Linked DNA regions of Homo sapiens: all the other regions are linked to region 3. The links are chromatin contacts, found by Hi-C in ENCODE. All regions are on one chromosome and are shown on one strand. The core of a region is the stretch at or near the end of the contact, and the rest is flanking DNA. Distances in the headings are between cores, read along the strand shown.

Region 1 (3,529 bases), core at 431-2,930, 850 kb after region 3:
GCTCACGCCTGTAATCCCAGCAATTTGGGAGGCCAAGGTGGGCGGATCACCTGAGGTCAGGAGTTCAAGACCAGCCTGGTCAACATGGTGAAACCCCATCTCTACTAAAAATACAAAAATTAGCCGGGTGTGGTGGCGGGTGCCTGTAATCCCAGCTATCCAGGAGGCTGAGACAGGAGAATCTCTTGAACCCGGAGGCAGAGGTTGCAGTGAGCCAAGATCATACCACTGCACTCCAGCCTGGGTAACAGAGTTAGACTCTGCCTCAAAAGAAAACAATAAAAAAAATTAACCAGGCGTGGTGGCAGGTGCCTGTAATCCCAGCTGCTTGGGAGGCTGAGACAGGAGAATCACTTGAACCCAGGAGATGGAGGTTGCAGTGAGCCGAGATCACACCACTGCACTCCAGCCTGGATGACAAGACTGAAACTCCATCTCAAAAAATAAAATAAAACAGGCCGGGTGCGGTGGCTCATGCCTGTCATCCCAGCATTTAGTGAGGCCGAGGCGGGTGGATCACCTGAGGTTGGGAGTTAGAGACCAGCCTGACCAACCTGGAGAAACCCCGTCTCTACTAAAAATACAAAAATTAGCTGGGCGTAGTGGTGGGCGCCTGTCATCCCAGCTACTCGGGAGGCTGAGGCAGGAGAATCGCTTGAACCAGGGAGGTGGAAGTTGCAGTGAGCCGAGATCACGTCATTGCACTCCAGCCTGGGCGACAGAGCGAGACTCTGTCTCCAAAAAATAAAATAATAAATAAAATAAAGGCCGGGCACGGTGGCTCATGCCTGTAATCCCAGCACTTAGGGAGGCCAAGGTGGGCTGATCCCCTGAGGTCGGGAGTTGGAGACCAGCCGGATCAACCTGGTGAAACCCCGTCTCTACTAAAAATACAAAATGAACTGGGCGTGGTGGTGCACGCCTGTAATCCCAGCTACTCGGGAGGCTGAGACAGGACAATCGCTTGAACCCCGGAGGCAGAGGTTGCAGTGAGCCGAGATCACACCGTTGTACTGCAGCCTGGGCAACAGAGAGCTCTGTCTCAAAACAAAATTAAAATAAATGAATAAATAAATAAATAAAATAAATGTACTGAGACCTGTCATTGCAATGAAAAACCCACTCATCCTCAAACATAAAAAAAAAATATTCGGTCGGGCGCAGTGGCTCACGCCTGTCATCCCAGCACTTTGGGAGGCCGAGGAGGGTGGATCACGAAGTCAGGAGTTCGAGACCAGCCTGGCCAACATAGTGAAACCCCGTCTCTACTAAAAATACAAAAAATTAGCCGGGCGTGGTGGCGGGCACCTGTAGTCCCAGCTACTCGGGAGGCTGAGGCAAGAGAATGGCTAAACCCGGGAGGCGGAGGTTGCAGTGAGCTGAGATCGCACCACTGCACTCCAGCCTGGGCGACAGAGTGAGACTCTGTCTCAAAAAATAAAAATAAACATAAATTAATTAAAAAAAATTAAAAAAACACAAAAGTAAGAGACAGGTGAATTAACCAGGAGGCCGGCTCGTCTTGCGGTCTGGGAAGGGCGTAACTTCAGAGGATCCCGGGCTTTGGAAAATTTGCCAAAATGAGACATTTCGGCTCCATTTAGCTGCGGTTTCTCTCCACTCCCACTTCCCCTCTGCCTAAGTTCCCCGTATGCCGGGCGGCCCCGGGGCAGAGGTGGGGTTCTGGGGAGCTGAGACAGGGAAGTTGACCTGCAGTTGATTTGCATGTGGTCTTTGAGGGATCTGCCCGTGGGTTCCAACGTCACGGCCAGGCCTGGCTCACTGCGGTCTGGCCTCCCATGATGATAGCAGTATCTTCTAGGAATATTCCCACCCACCCACGGCGCTGACGCACGGATACGACAGGGAAGCCTCCAGACCCGTCCTCTGGTGCTGGGTGTTGTCAAGAAAAAAAAGAGCCAAACTCTGGCCAGGCGCGGTGAGTCACACCTGTGATCCCAGCACTTTGGGAGGCCGAGGCGGGTGGATCACCTAAGGTCAGGAGTTTGAGACCAGCCTGACCAACATGGCAAAAACCTGTGTCTATTAAAAATACAAAAATTAGGCCGGGCACAGTGGCTCACACCTGTAATCCCAGCACTCTAGGAGGCTGAGGCGGGTGGATCACCTCAGCCTGAGGTCAGGAGTTTGAGACCAGCTGGACAACATGGCAAAAACCTGTCTCTATTAAAAATACAAAAATTAGGCCGGGAGAAGTGGCTCACGCCTGTCATCCCAGCACGTTGGGAGGCCGAGGCGGGTGGATCACCTGAGGTCAGGAGTTCGAGACCAGCCTGACCAACACAGTGAAACCCCATCTCTACTAAAAATACAAAAATCAGCCGGGCGTGCTGGCATGTGCCTGTAATCCCAGCTACTCGGGAGGCTGAGGCAGAAGAATCGCTTGAACCTGGAAGGTGGAGGTTACAGTGAGCCAAGATTACACCACTGCACTCCAGCCTGGTGACAAAGCGAGACTCCATCTCAAAAAAAAAAGAAAAGAAAAAGAAAAGACAAGACAAGACATCCATAAAGATCCCTGAATTGCCTAGGACCACTGAACAGTCGGCCACGGCCCCATCCCAGAGGATCACGGCCCCAGCCTCGCGGAGTTCGCCGGCTGAGTGGGGTCTCTGGAGCATGGTGGAGATTTGGGGTGAGTGAAGGCCTCTGCAGGAGGGGTGATTTGGGGTGAGTGGGGGGTCTCTCTCTGAGGGATGGAGATTTGGGGTGAGCAGGGGTCTCTGTGAGCGATAGAGATTTGGGGTGAGTGGGGTCTCTCTCTGAGGGATGGAGATTTGGGGTGAGTGTGGATCTCTCTGAGGGATGGAGATTTGGGGTAAGTGGGGGGGTCCCTGAGGGATAGAGATTTGGGGTGAATGGGGGTCTCTCTGAGGGATGGAGATTTGGGGTGAGCGGGGGTCTCTGTGAGGGATAGAGATTTGGGGTGAGTGGGGTCTCTCTCTGAGGGATGGAGATTTGGGGTGAGCGGGGGTCTCTGTGAGGGATAGAGATTTGGGGTGAGTGGGGTCTCTCTCTGAGGGATGGAGATTTGGGGTAAGTGGGGGGGTCCCTGAGGGATAGAGATTTGGGGTGAATGGGGGTCTCTCTGAGGGATGGAGATTTGGGGTGAGTGTTGGTCTCTCTCTGAGGGATGGAGATTTGGGGTGAGTGGGGGTCTCTCTCTGAGGGATGGAGATTTGGGGTGAAGACCATCCATGGGGTGACGATCAGAAATGCAGTAACCTCATCACATTTTCTCTCCTGCATTTTTTCCTGGAACTGTGGGCCGGGCGCGGTGTCTCATGCCCGTAATCCCGACAGTTTGGGAGGCCAAGACAGGCGGATCACTTGAGGTCAGGAGTTTGAGACCAGCCTGGCTAACACGGTGAAACCCCGTCTCTACTAAAAATACAAAAATTAGCCAGGCGTGGTGGCGGGCACCTGTCATCCCAGCTACTCGGGAGGCTGAGGCAGGAGAATCGCTTGAACCCAGGAGACAGAGGTTGCAGTGAGCCCAGATCACGCC
Region 2 (3,503 bases), core at 497-2,996, 640 kb after region 3:
CAGGAAACAACAGGTGCTGGAGAGGATGTGGAGAAATAGGAACACTTTTACAGTGTTGGTGGGACTGTAAACTAGCTCAACCATTGTGGAAGTCAGTGTGGCGATTCCTCAGGGATCTAGAACTAGAAATACCATTTGACCCAGCCATCCCATTACTGGGTATATACCAAAATGACTATAAATCATGCTGCTATAAACACACATGCGCACGTATGTTTATTGTGGCACTATTCACAATAGCAAAGACTTGGAACCAACCCAAATGTCCAACAATGATAGACTGGATTGAGAAAATGTGGCACACATATACCGTGGAATACTATGCAGCCATAAAAAATGATGAGTTCATGTCCTTTGTAGGGACATGGATGAAACTGGAAACCATCATTCTCAGCAAACTATTACAAGGAGAAAAAAACAAATAATGCATGTTCTCACTCACAGGTGGGAGTTGAACAATGAGAACACATGGACACAGGAAGGGGAACATCACACACCGGGGACTGTTGTGGGGTGGGGGGAGGGGGGAGGGAGAGCATTAGGAGATATACCTAATGTTAAATGACGAGTTCATGGGTGCAGCAAACCAGCATGGCACATGTATACATATGTAACAAGCCTGCATGTTGTGCACATGTACCCTGAAACTTAAAGTATAATAATAATAAAATTTAAAAAAAAGAGTTTGCAAGGGTGAAAGTTGAAGGGTGTAGAGAAAAACAAAGATTGGGAAGCTGTGTGTCCTGGAGACGTGCTGTGTGTCCTGGAGACGTGCTGTGTGTGCCAGGCTTGGCTGATTTCTTTGAATTAGGTGGAATTCCTCTCTTTTCTTGCCAAACATCTGCTAAAGGATCTTCTCTCTGTATCATGTTTGCTGTCATGCAGCTGTATAGAAAATGCATTTCGCAAGGCTGGGCACGGTGGCTCACACGTGTAATCCCAGCTACTCAGCAGGCTGACTGCAGGAGAATCTGTTGACCCCGGGAGACACATTGCAGTGAGCCGAGATCGTGCCATTGCCTTCCAGCCTGGGCGACAGAGTGATACTCTGTCTCCAAAAATAATAAAAATTGGCTCACGCGTGTAATCCCAGCACTTTGGGAGGCTGAGGGAGGGGGATCACGAGGTCAGGAGATGAAGACCGTCCTGGCTAACATGGTGAAAACCCGTCACTATTAAAAAAATCCAAAAAATTAGCCGGGCGTGGTGGCGGGCGCCTGTAGTCCCAGCTACTCGGGAGGCTGAGGCAGGAGAATGACGTGAACCAGGGAGGCTGAGCTTGCAGTGAGCCGAGATCGCGCCACTGCACTCCGGCCTGGGCGAAACAGCGAGACTCCATCTCAAAAAATAATAATACTAAAATTAAATTAAAATTACATTTTTAAAAAAATTTAAAAAATGCATCCCCTGGCTGGGTGCGGTGGCTCACACCTGTAATACCAGGACTTTGGGAGGCCGAGGCGGGTGGATCACCTGAGATCAGGAGTTTGAGACCAGCCTGGACAACATGGCGAAACCCCGTCTCTACTAAAAATACAAAAATTACCTGGGCACAGTGGTGCACGCCTGTCATCCCAGCTACTCAGGAGGCTGAGACAGGAGAATCACTTGAACCCAGGAGGCGGCGGTTGCAGTGAGCCAAGATCGCACCACTGCCCTCCAGCCCGGGCAACAAGAGTGGGACTCCATCTCAAACACACACACAAAAAATCCCCCTTTTCAACTTTTTTCCTTTGTACTTCACTACTGAATTCTAAAATGGGAACTGGTTTCGTGGTTTCCTTCCTGTGGTGAAAGGCATACAGAAAAAGAAGTCACCGTTTCAGACAACTCCGGCTCAGGAACAAAGATGTTTTATGTGTGTTTTAAAAAACTTTTTACTTTACATAAAATTGGCAAACAATACTTGCATATTTTTAAGGCGCACAACATGACGTTTTGATAGATGTATCATTGTGGAATAATTACATCAGGTTAATTCACGTATCTGTCACTTCAAGTGCTTAATCTTTTTTTAGTGAAAACATGTAAAATCTGTTCTTTTATCAGTTTTGAATTATACATTATCTATTAACTGTTGCCACCATGCTGGGCTACAATGTTTTCTTCTGTCACTAGAATGCATCCTTTCTGTCAAACTGAAACTTTGTATCATTTTACCAACGGTTTCCCCCTTTTTTTTCTTCTTCTTCTTCGTCCTCCTCCACCTCCCCCTCCTCCTCCTCCTCCCTCTCCTCTCCCCTCCCCTCTCCTCCCCTCTCCTCCCCTGTCCTCTCCTCTCTTTTCTTTTCTTTTCTTTTTTTCCTTTCTTTTTAGACAGAGTCTTACTCCGTCACCAGGCTGGGGAGCAGTGGCACAATCTCAGCTCACTGCAACCTCCGCCTCCCGGGTTCAAGCGATTCTCCTGCCTCAGCCTCCCGAGTAGCTGGGATGACAGGCACCTGCCACCACATCCGGCTAATTTTTCTATTTTTAGTAGAGACAGGGTTTCGCCATGTTGGCCAGGCTGGTCTCGAACGCCTGACCTCATGATCCACCTGCCTCGGGTTAGACTTTTTTACATTCCACGTAGAGGTGAGATCACGCGGTATTTGTCCGTCTGAGCCTGGCTTATTTCCCTCAACATCACGTCCCCCGGGTTCATCTTGCTTTTCCAGGCTGAAGACTATTCTGTTGTGTGTGTCGCACATCTTGTGGCTTGTGTCATAGAAAACGTTTTCCCCACAAACCCATACCCTGTCCGGGACGCCCCACGCCCTCTCACTGTGCCTAAGTCCCACGGGAAGGCTGTTATGGCCTACTGTTGTTTTGCGGAATTTGCCTTTTCTTTCTTTCTTTCTTTCTTTCTCTCCTGTCTTTTTCTTGCTTCCTTTTCTTTCTCTTTCTTTCTCCCTCTCTTCTTTCTTCTTTTTTCTTTCTCCCTCTCTTATTTCTTCTTTCTCTTTTCTTTCTCTTTCTTTCTCTTTTCTTTTTCTTTCTTCTTTCTCTTTCTTTTCTATTTCTCTCTGTCTCCTTTCTTTGTCTCATTTCTTTTTCTTCTTTCTCTTTCTCTTACTTTCTCTGTTTTCTTTCTTTCTTTGTCTCTTCTTTCTTTTTTCTTTCTTGCTCTTTCTTTTTTTTCTCTCTCCTTTCTTTGTCTTTCCTTCTCCTTTCTTTCTCTTTCTCTTACTTTCTTTGTCTCTCTCCTTTCTCTCTGTTTTCTTTCTTTCTTCCTCTTTCTCTTTCTTTCTCTCTTTCTTTTTTCTTTCTCTTTCTTCTTCCTTTCTTTCTCTGTCTTTTCTTTCTTTCTCCCTTCCTTCCTTTCTTTCTCTTTGTTTCTTCTTTCTTTCTTCCTCTCTCCTTCCTTCCTTCTTTCCTTCCTTTCAAGACAGAGTCTGACTCTGTCACCCAAGCTACAGTGCAGTGGCACAATCTCAGCTCACTGCAACCTCTGCCTCCTGGGTTCAAGCGATTCTCCTGCCTCAGCCTCCTAAGCAGCTGGGATTACAGGCACGCGCCACCAC
Region 3 (3,315 bases), core at 465-2,964:
TCAGGACACCCTTGGTGAATATCCATAGCTCTTCCTATAACTTCTTGAATATATACACTTGGCCAACCCACTCAGCATAAATTCCCGTCTCATCTTTTCTTCCCTCCAAGTGCTTGTTTTTAGTTTTCTTTTTTTTTTTTTTTTTTTTTTTTTTGAGATGGAGTCTTGCTCTGGTGCCCAGGCTGGAGTGCAGCCTCTGCCTCCTGGGTTCCAGTGATTCTCCTGCCTCAGCCTCCCGGGTAGCTGAGATTACAGGTACATTAGCCAGAGGCTGCGCTTCTCACCTGCGGTGTATAATCACCTTCTATGAAATAAATGGCGTTTCTTCTAAGAAATACAGTGGGATTTTGGGAGGCCGAAGCGGGAGGATTGCTTGGACCCAGGAATTCCAGAGCACTCTAGGTAACATAGCAAGACCTCGTCTCTGCAAAAATAAATAAATAAATAAATAAACAAAAATTAGCCTGGCGTGATGGTGCACGCCTGTAATCCCAGCTACTGGGGAGGCTGAGGCAGGAAGTCCAACTGTGTTTGCGCCACTGCACTCCAGCCTAGGAGACAGAGCAAGACCCTGTCTCCAAAGAATTGTAAAATAAATAAAAAACGGACCAGGCGCAGTGACTCACGTCTGAAATCCCAGCACTTTGGGAGGCCAAGGCGGGAGGATCACTTGAGGTCAGGAGTTCGAGACCAGCCTGGCCCACATGGGGGAAACCCAGTCTCTACTAAAAATACAACATCAGCCAGGCGTGGTGGCACGTGCCTGTAAGTCCCAGCTCCTCGGGAGCCTGAGGCAGGAGAATCGCTTGAACCTGGGAGGCAGAGGTTGCAGTGAGCCAAGATCGCGCCATCGTACTCCAGCCTGGGCAACAGAGCAAAACTCTGTCTCAAAATTAAAACAAATTAAAATAATAAAATAAAATAAAATAGGAAGCCTTTCTACCTTTATAAATTGTGTGATTTTTAGGTTAACAACTGTCAATGACGGAATGTTCAGTACGTGGGACTTTCTTGTCTGTATGTGTGTGGTGGGGGGGGTCGGGGCGGGGAACAGACTCAATATGAAACCGTTTTGGGGTCTGACGCTCGCCCACCAGCCTCCATCGCGCAGCCACACGCCCACTATGCGACCAGAGCCACCTGCGCAGTTGTTAGCAGAAGGAAGAGTAACTTACTACTCTCGTCCCTGCGGATCTACGGGTGCCTCGAACGTGGGGCGCGTTCCTGGGGCTGGAGGCGGCGCCCAGGGGCAGCGCAGGGCCCGGCCCGGGGGTTCCCGGGGGTTCGAGCCCGCTGGGCCGGGGGGCGGCGAGCGGGGCTGTGGGCCAGGCCCCGGGCTGCTCCCCGTCCCCCGGGGTCGGCTGGTCCCGCCCGGGCGCCTTGATCCGGCGCAGGCAGTCCTGCAGCATCCGCTGCGTGCTGGCCTCGCTGAGCCAGTACAGGAACAGCTCGTCCACCTTCATCTTCAGGACCGGCTGCAGCACTTTGCCGGGCGGCATGGCGGGGGCTGGGCCCGCGGCGCCCCCGGACGCCCGCGCCCCGCCCCGCCCCGGGGGCTTCGGTCCGCCCCGGACCGACCTCGGTGATGCGAGCACGGCCCGCTGAGGGGGCGCGGCGCAGGGAACAGGGCCCGCGCCTCGGGAACTGCGCGGACTCGCGGGGCGCGGGGACCGAGGAGGGGGCGCGGTCCGGCCCGCGCTGCTCAGGGCAGCTTCAAAACGGGCGCGCCGGCCGCGCTCCCAAACAAGGGCGCCCGCGTTCACGTCACTGCGTCGCGTCATCGCGACGATGTCATCACGAGGCGACGCCGCCGCTAGCCACGCGCGCCCCGCGGCCCTCGGAGCTTTTGCAGGAGGCTTTGGTGGGGCCGAGCGGCTGCGGTGAGGACGAGGGAGGGGCTGTGGCGGCCGTACCGCCCGAGCTCTTTCTGCGTTTAGGATTTTTAGAGGCGCGGCCCATGGCGGCGTGGCAGTCCTAGAGCTGCGGAAATGCGAGCATGCGCAATGCGTGCCTGCCAGAGCGAGGAGAGGGTGGAACCTCCGCATGGAGCATGCGCCGTGCATAGCGGTGGAGGAGCGGAGTTCGGGAGGCCGGTCGGGTGAGCGTGCGCAATGGCTGCCCGCGGGGCGCAAGCCAGAGGCTGGGAGGTGTGTGAGCGGGTGGGGCTGGAGGACGGGAGTGCGCCTGCGCAGTGGGAGGCACCGGGAACGAGCGAGCATGCGGGGTGCGCGCCCGCCGAGCTCGGGAGCGAGCGTGCGTCCTACGGGAGCGCGCGAGGAAAAGATCAAACTTTTCAATAACAGCGGGCTACCTGGGACCCAAAGGGCCCCGTTTACTTTAGCTTTGCTTATCAAACAGTAGAGACAGGTTGGAGGAGTTGGACCCCTTTAAACGTTGGTGTTCAGGGATGAGCGTGAAGTGCGTTGAAAATTGCAAAAATCATCCACGTCCAGGGAGGTGACATTAGTTAAATAACTTTACCCAATGGTCGTTTTTGTTTCTGCTTTTAACAGTATCCATAAAAACACTGCATTATCATCTGTCTGGCACACATGCACCTGTTTCCTTTACATCTTGCCCCGCTTTTTATTCATTTTTTATCAAAATAGGGTTTCACCTGGTGTTGCACCCTGTTAGAGAGTAATTTCAAGGTCTTTTATGAGCCAGGTTCTCCTACTTCTGAGCTGCATAAATCGAGCCAGACTCAATAAGTAACCCTTGGCCGGGCGCGGTGGCTCAAGTCTGTAATCCCGGCACTTTGGGAGGCTGAAGCGGGCAGATCACGAAGTCAGGAGTTCGAGACCAGCCTGGCCAGCATAGTGAAACCGCCCCCACCATCTCTACTAAAAATAGAAAAATTAGCCGGGCATAGTAGCGTGTGCCTGTAGTCCCAGCTACTCGGGAGGCTGTGGCGGGAGAATTGCTTGAACCCAGGAGGTGGAGGTTGCAGTGAGCTGAGATCACACCATTGCACTCCAGCCTGGGCGACAGAGCCAGACTTTGTCTCAAAAAAAAAAAAAATAACTCTTTTTTTAGTTTTATTTTTTTTTTGAGTTGGAGTCTCGCTCTGTCGCCCAGGCTGGAGTGCGATGGCAAGATCTCAGCTCACTGTAACCTCCGCCTCCCGGGTTCAAGGGATCCTCCTGCCTCAGCCTCCCGAGTAGCTGGGATTACAGGCGCCCGCCACCACGCCTGGCTAATTTTTGTATTTTTGGTAGAGACAGGGTTTCACCGTATTAGCCAGGATGGTCTCGAACTCCTGACCTCAAGTGATCCACCCGCCTCGGCCTCCCAAAGTGCTGGGATTACAGGCGT

Evidence for each region. Hi-C counts contacts between places; a loop is a spot of excess contacts on that map. Pooled maps may share reads with other maps.
Region 1: a map of CD8-positive, alpha-beta T cell shows a loop between it and region 3 (9-fold over the local background). The contact joins the enhancer-like site here to the promoter of PPP2R3B in region 3. A Hi-C loop is called at or near these places in 1 of 168 maps with a recorded cell type or tissue (CD8-positive, alpha-beta T cell), 2 of 37 single-sample maps with no recorded cell type and 7 of 50 pooled maps.
Region 2: a loop to region 3 is called in a pooled map, with 15 times the contacts of the local background. The contact joins the enhancer-like site here to the promoter of PPP2R3B in region 3. A Hi-C loop is called at or near these places in 10 of 37 single-sample maps with no recorded cell type and 5 of 50 pooled maps.

The regions. Positions count from the first base shown.
Region 1 is chrX:1,238,156-1,241,684 of GRCh38, forward strand. No RefSeq gene overlaps it. Among named protein-coding and RNA genes, the nearest start is that of CRLF2, 27 kb to the left of the region's middle. Within about 2 kb of position 1,681, at least 4 of the 41 ENCODE cell types and tissues checked have a DNase peak (open chromatin) inside an H3K27ac peak, as active enhancers do.
Region 2 is chrX:1,024,710-1,028,212 of GRCh38, forward strand. No RefSeq gene overlaps it. Among named protein-coding and RNA genes, the nearest start is that of CRLF2, 190 kb to the right of the region's middle. Within about 2 kb of position 1,747, at least 4 of the 41 ENCODE cell types and tissues checked have a DNase peak (open chromatin) inside an H3K27ac peak, as active enhancers do.
Region 3 is chrX:385,193-388,507 of GRCh38, forward strand. It overlaps PPP2R3B (protein phosphatase 2 regulatory subunit B''beta), which reads right to left and starts at 1,715. Exons shown (of 13, transcript NM_013239.5): 1 at 1,176-1,715. The coding sequence starts at 1,499.